Linked DNA regions of Homo sapiens: region 1 is linked to region 2. A link is a contact called in ENCODE Hi-C or POLR2A ChIA-PET data. All regions are on one chromosome and are shown on one strand. Each heading gives the region's core, a stretch centred on a gene start or an enhancer-like site at or near the end of the contact. The rest is flanking DNA. Distances are from core to core; before and after follow the strand shown.

What was found. Hi-C counts contacts between places; a loop is a spot of excess contacts on that map. ChIA-PET counts read pairs that join two places held with the same protein, here RNA polymerase II (POLR2A). Pooled maps may share reads with other maps.
Region 1: a loop to region 2 is called in a map of gastrocnemius medialis, with 11 times the contacts of the local background. The contact joins the promoter of RPUSD2 here to the promoter of EMC7 in region 2. A Hi-C loop is called at or near these places in 1 of 168 maps with a recorded cell type or tissue (gastrocnemius medialis) and 3 of 50 pooled maps. POLR2A ChIA-PET finds 5 or more read pairs at or near these places in 1 of 52 experiments (WTC11).

What each region holds. Positions count from the first base shown.
Region 1 is chr15:40,568,029-40,570,728 of GRCh38, reverse strand. RPUSD2 (RNA pseudouridine synthase domain containing 2) reads right to left here and starts at 1,430. Exons shown (of 3, transcript NM_152260.3): 1 at 786-1,430. The coding sequence starts at 1,391. RefSeq lists enhancers at 799-848, 598-1,097, 1,159-1,488.
Region 2 is chr15:34,100,516-34,103,215 of GRCh38, reverse strand. It overlaps EMC7 (ER membrane protein complex subunit 7), which reads left to right and starts at 1,354. Exons shown (of 5, transcript NM_020154.3): 1 at 1,354-1,612. The coding sequence starts at 1,377. It overlaps PGBD4 (piggyBac transposable element derived 4), which reads right to left and starts at 1,133. Exons shown (of 1, transcript NM_152595.5): 1 at 1-1,133. The coding sequence starts at 684. RefSeq lists enhancers at 924-1,013, 1,044-1,743, 1,353-2,210.

The sequences.
Region 1 (2,700 bases), core at 181-2,680, 6.5 Mb before region 2:
AATCGATTGATCAATGGAACAAGTTACTCCAAAACCATCCATTCCCCAAATGCTGTAATCGCCTTTTCTCCACTCACAACCATGGTAAACTAGTGTTACTGAGAGGTAAACAGTGTTACTTCTGACAGGGGTGTCTGGTACCTCATAGATGTGATGGAATTTTAAAGGAGTCAAAGCACTGGGCTAAACAATTCTAGTCTCTATCCCTGACATCTCATAACTCTATGTTAAATAGTTTAAGTAGTAGTTATAGGAACATAGGCTTTGGTAGTGGCACTGTTGATAGCCTTACCCCTGTGAGTTTCCTTAGTTTCCTCAGAGGTAAAATGGAGTGGCAATACCTACTTCACAAGGCTGTCATTAGAATTAGTGGACATACAATGTTTAACTTTGTGCCCAGCACACAGTAAAGAGACATAAATGATAGCCCCTATTATTACTATTTGCACAGAGATCTACAACGCAGGGTAAAGTGATCAGTGCCCTTGCCACAAGACGGTGTTTAAAGGAATTATGAAAATTCCAACTTCTGTCCCTTGGAAACAAGGAAGCTGCCTTGAGGAAGAGGATAAACAGGCTGAGTCCTGAAGCACAGACACCCTGGCCACTTGCGGAGGTGGGAAACGGGCTAAAATAGTGTTCCAAATGAAAGCGAGAACGCTTTAGAATTGCCATGATTTTAATCCAGTACCTATGCTTTACTAAGACTAAAAAACAAAACAAAACAAAACAAAACCCGGCCCCTTTTCCTCGCCCGCTTCTGGCCAGCCCCATCAGGACTCCACCTTGAGCACGATGTTGAGGTCCTGCACCGGCTTCTCGTTGAGTTGCAGGCGGCCCGCCCGGACCGCGGCCTCATAGTAGGCCAGGGGCTGAGCTCGGAACTCGGTACTGAAGACGTGCAGCAAGCTGTGGCCCACCCAGCGACCTTTGCAGTAGGTCCGGAAGTCAAAGTAATAGGGCCGCACCTTACGCAGGCCGCCCTCGAAGTAATAACTGGTTTCTGCAAAGTGCTCATCTCCGAAGCTCACCCCGGTCCGCCGCTTCTTCGGGGGCGGCACGACACGCTCCCTGGTTGCGCCCCGCCGCTTCTTATGCTTGCCCGGGCCTGGGGCTGCAGCCGAGGGATGCTCCCCGCCTACTGGGGCCGGCTCCACTTCCCGGCCAGCCGGCTTCGGGGGCCCGGGGGACAGCTCAACCTTCGCGTCGCCACCAGCGTCACCGTTTTGCTGATGCGAAGCCCTCAGCCCGCCCTCTGTCCCAACCTGGGTAGACACTGTTTCTGCCATTGGGCCCTTATCGCCACTCCAAGTCCTGGTAAAGCTAGGGCGCCTAAGGTCGTAGCGCCAATGTCCAAGAACCCTGAGCCATCCGCGGCGGTCCAGCCACATAACCACGCTGCCCCCACTCCACTCCCAGGGTCGCGATCTGAGGACGTCACTCGGCCCCAGCGAATCAGGGAGGCCCAGTCCCGAGGCGGGGTCTGCGATAAGTGAGCGAATGAGTGAGCTGCTCGAATTAAATTAGGTGAATTGAGTGAGCTTAGAGATGAGAGACTGTAAATGTCTCACCAAAAGTGACCTTACTCAGACGTCTTCCTATTAGGGAGATACGACGTTATTTATAAAGGAAACCCTTGGAATTGCTCCGTGTAAAGGCCATGACAGGAGTAGGTCGTGTAAATTCCGAGTAGTCCCTTGGGTCTGAAGAAACGCTTGAAAGGAGCTTTATTTAAGACAAAACAAAAACTAACAACCAGAATAAAGATTGCTAAACTCTGCGAATATACTAAAACCCACTGTATTCTATATTTTAAAAGGGTCAATATTATAGTATGTGACTTGTATCTCAGTAAGATTGTTATATATGTATTTAAAACACACACAAGCACCCCAGAAGCAATGTGTTCACACCTGTGTTTCCCCCTAACAGCATGAGAAGGATTAGTGATCCCCATTCGCCTCCCACATGCTTCCATCCTGAGATTAAAACTGCAAATAGATCAGAGGATATATGGCGAGGGTTCTTAAGTGCAAAATAAACCAACTCTGGCTAATTTCATCAGAGATAGAATTATGGAAAGTATATTAGTGCCTCATAGAATTCACAAGACAACTGGAGACTAGGCTCAGAAAAAGGGCCAAATCAAGGGAAACCAAGCCTTTTGAGAGCCTGGCTTCAGACATGTCAGGGAAGAAACCCAGTTGGGATGCAGTAGACACAAGAAACTATGTTGTGCCAAAGGACTCTTTTTCCTGCAGCCCTGCCACCCCTTGGAGACCCCTAAATCTCCCTGTGTCTCTGTGTCCCTCTTCCAAGGTTAAGAGTCCTGCAGGGGAGGACTTCCATCAGCCAAACCTCATTGCTCTGAGCCCTCACTTCCAGGGTGCCTGGAGATGGAAGAATTTAACCCTCTTTTTTTTTTTTTTTTTTTTTTTTTTTGAGACGGAGTCTTGCTCTGTCGCCCAGGCTGGAGTGCAGTGGAGCGATTTCACCTCACTGCAACCTCCGCCTCCTGAGTTCAAGCCATTCTTCTGCCTCAGCCTCCTGAGTGGCTGGGACTACAGGCACGCACCACCACGCCTGGCTAATTTTTATATTATGAGTGCTGGGATTACAGGCGTAAGCCACCGCGCCCGGCCAAGAATCTAACCCTCTTTGGTATCCAGAGTGGGATTCTTCCAAATAAGGAGGCATTTC
Region 2 (2,700 bases), core at 105-2,604:
AGGTTTGATCTTCTGCAATGAAATCTGGGCCTTTGATTGACCAGCAGATATAGAAGAATTGTTGACAAAATGCAGGCACCGAAACAAAAGTAAAAATCTTTCACCAGTCATAATTTGCCTGAGATAAGGTGTATCCAAAAGAGGCCTTGTTGACCAAAACATCTCCAGCTCAGGTTTCTGCACAATACCTTGCAGTAACATTACTGCAAAAAAGACTTTGAGCTCGTCATTGTCAGTGTCTTTCCATTTATCCATTCGCGAAAATCCTTTCGGACCCGGTGGCTTTGAAGCCAACAAGGCAGCTTGGGCATTTGTTTCTCTAGTAATTTTTGAAACTAATTCCTCAGTAAAGAACAGTTCAAAATACTGCAATGGGTCAGTGATATCACTGACATCGACTTTTCTGCCAGGTGTGCCGGTAAAGTCATACCTTTGACGTGGAATCATAGCACGAGCTGACCATTTCATGGAGCGCCCTGAGTCACTTGATGTAGAGCTCTTTCCATCAGATTCTAAATGGGACAGAGGCCTGATCTTATCGGCTTCTAAAGCACTATCCGAAAAATTATCAGAATCATCTATTTCCGAAAAATCAGATTCATCAAATGAATCTTCAGCCAACAACTGTTCGAGACCGGTATTACTATCACGCATAGGAATGCTACGTTTTCTAGGATTTGACATTTCAGCGATCGAGAATTACTATATTTTGTAGATGGAAATCCCACTACTAAAAACAGAATGCTATAAACAGAATGATGTCTTTTGTTTCAAAAGTCAATATACCAGAACCATGCGAAAATAACAGAAGCGAGATATTTCGTGGCAAACTTTGGGAGTAAGGTTGGCACTGTAATCCACGAGTTATCTCGGCGTAAACGCTGCAGTCGCAGGCACAGCAGCGCGTAATCTCGGGGCTAAGGAGAAATGAGTTAAACGCACACAGACAGAAGAAGCCTTTCATCTCATACGTCTTGGGGAGTCTCTAGAAGTTTTTTGAAAGGTCTCTTCTGGATGGTGTTTCTCCCGAAGCCAGTCTCGTCATCTTTTACTCCCGTGAGGTCCTTGGCCTCCGTGGCTGCCGCAGCAACACACACTTGACTTTCACTTCATGGGCAGTCCCCTTCATAGGCACTTGACACAGGCTCTGTGCGCCGTCTTCCAATCCAGAGTGCCGGGAGTTAAGGGCAGTACTTCCGCCTTACTTCCGCCTCGCTAGTCGATCGGCCATGATCTCTTCCCTCTGGTTGGATCCCACAGCTTATGACAGAAACGGGCGCGCAGTGATGACAACATCAAGCCGCCAGCGGCGGCGGTGGCGGCCGGGAGACTGGGAGGGCTTCCGGGGCTGCCGGTCTGAGTGCAGAGCTGCTGTCATGGCGGCCGCTCTGTGGGGCTTCTTTCCCGTCCTGCTGCTGCTGCTGCTATCGGGGGATGTCCAGAGCTCGGAGGTGCCCGGGGCTGCTGCTGAGGGATCGGGAGGGAGTGGGGTCGGCATAGGAGATCGCTTCAAGATTGAGGGGCGTGCAGTTGTTCCAGGGGTGAAGCCTCAGGACTGGATCTCGGCGGCCCGAGTGCTGGTAGACGGAGAAGAGCACGTCGGTTTCCTTAAGTGAGCATCCTGAGGGCAGCGGGAAAAAGGCTGGGATGGAGGCCGGACAGGGACCCCACCAGGAGAGTTAAGTGTCAGGACGGGACAACGTCGCTGTCTCAGACTGAAGGGGAGGGTGCCGCTAACGGTCTATGCCGGGAGACCTTGGGAGGCAGTCGGATGCTTTCCCTTTCCTGGTCCTGTACCTCTGGAATGAGCATGGCAGGCGCTCACCCCCTGCCATGGTCAGAGCATGGAGTCAGTTATTTCCAACCTTATTTTGGCCCCATGTGGGGACGATCATTCCTGGGCCCTGGGGACAGGTGGACCCTTATTAGTCTCTTGTTGGATTCTTTTATATCTCATCTGGTTTCCCTAGAACCTAGTCGTTTTTTGCATTCACTTCAGTCTTTTGGTAGCTTGTTATTATGTAGAAAGATGCGACACAAGTGGGAATTCTCAAAACCCAAAGGGCTTCTAGTGACGACATAGACTGGGAGGCTAATGTTACTGCTTCTAAAATTAATAGGCTCTGAAATCCCTAATCAAAGCACTTTTTTTTTCTTTTTTTTTTTGCTTGGGGGTGGGATCGTTGTTCTTTTTTACAGTTGAATTCATCGAGAGATTTGCTATATCACACTTGTCATTTATGTGAGACTAGGGTTCCTCTACATTGCTTTCTTGCTTCTGTCCTTTCATGCTATTAGTGGAAGTGGGTTTTCTGTCTATATTAAAAGACAGGATGAATTTGTTAGCACTAGTTTTGCAGCAGCCTGCTTTTGAAATGTCTAGGCACGCGTATGTTGTTTTAAATCTTTCCACCCTTACTTGGAGGTGAAACTGTAAACTGAAAGCAAATAATTAGGAAGTATTTCCTTTGGTGGGTTCGTACACCAGCAAATGGTATCTGAAAATCAGACAACTTAAATGTAGACATTTAAATCCAAATCTGATTTACATATTTGTTCAGATCATCTAAGTGCCCTTGAGTGGTTATTCAACCTCAGATTAATAAATAGTGACAAATTTACAACCAGTATTTTACTGCTGTCTGTCATTAAGAATCTGGCATTAGGGCATTCGTTAGAGTTTACCCTAATTAATGATGT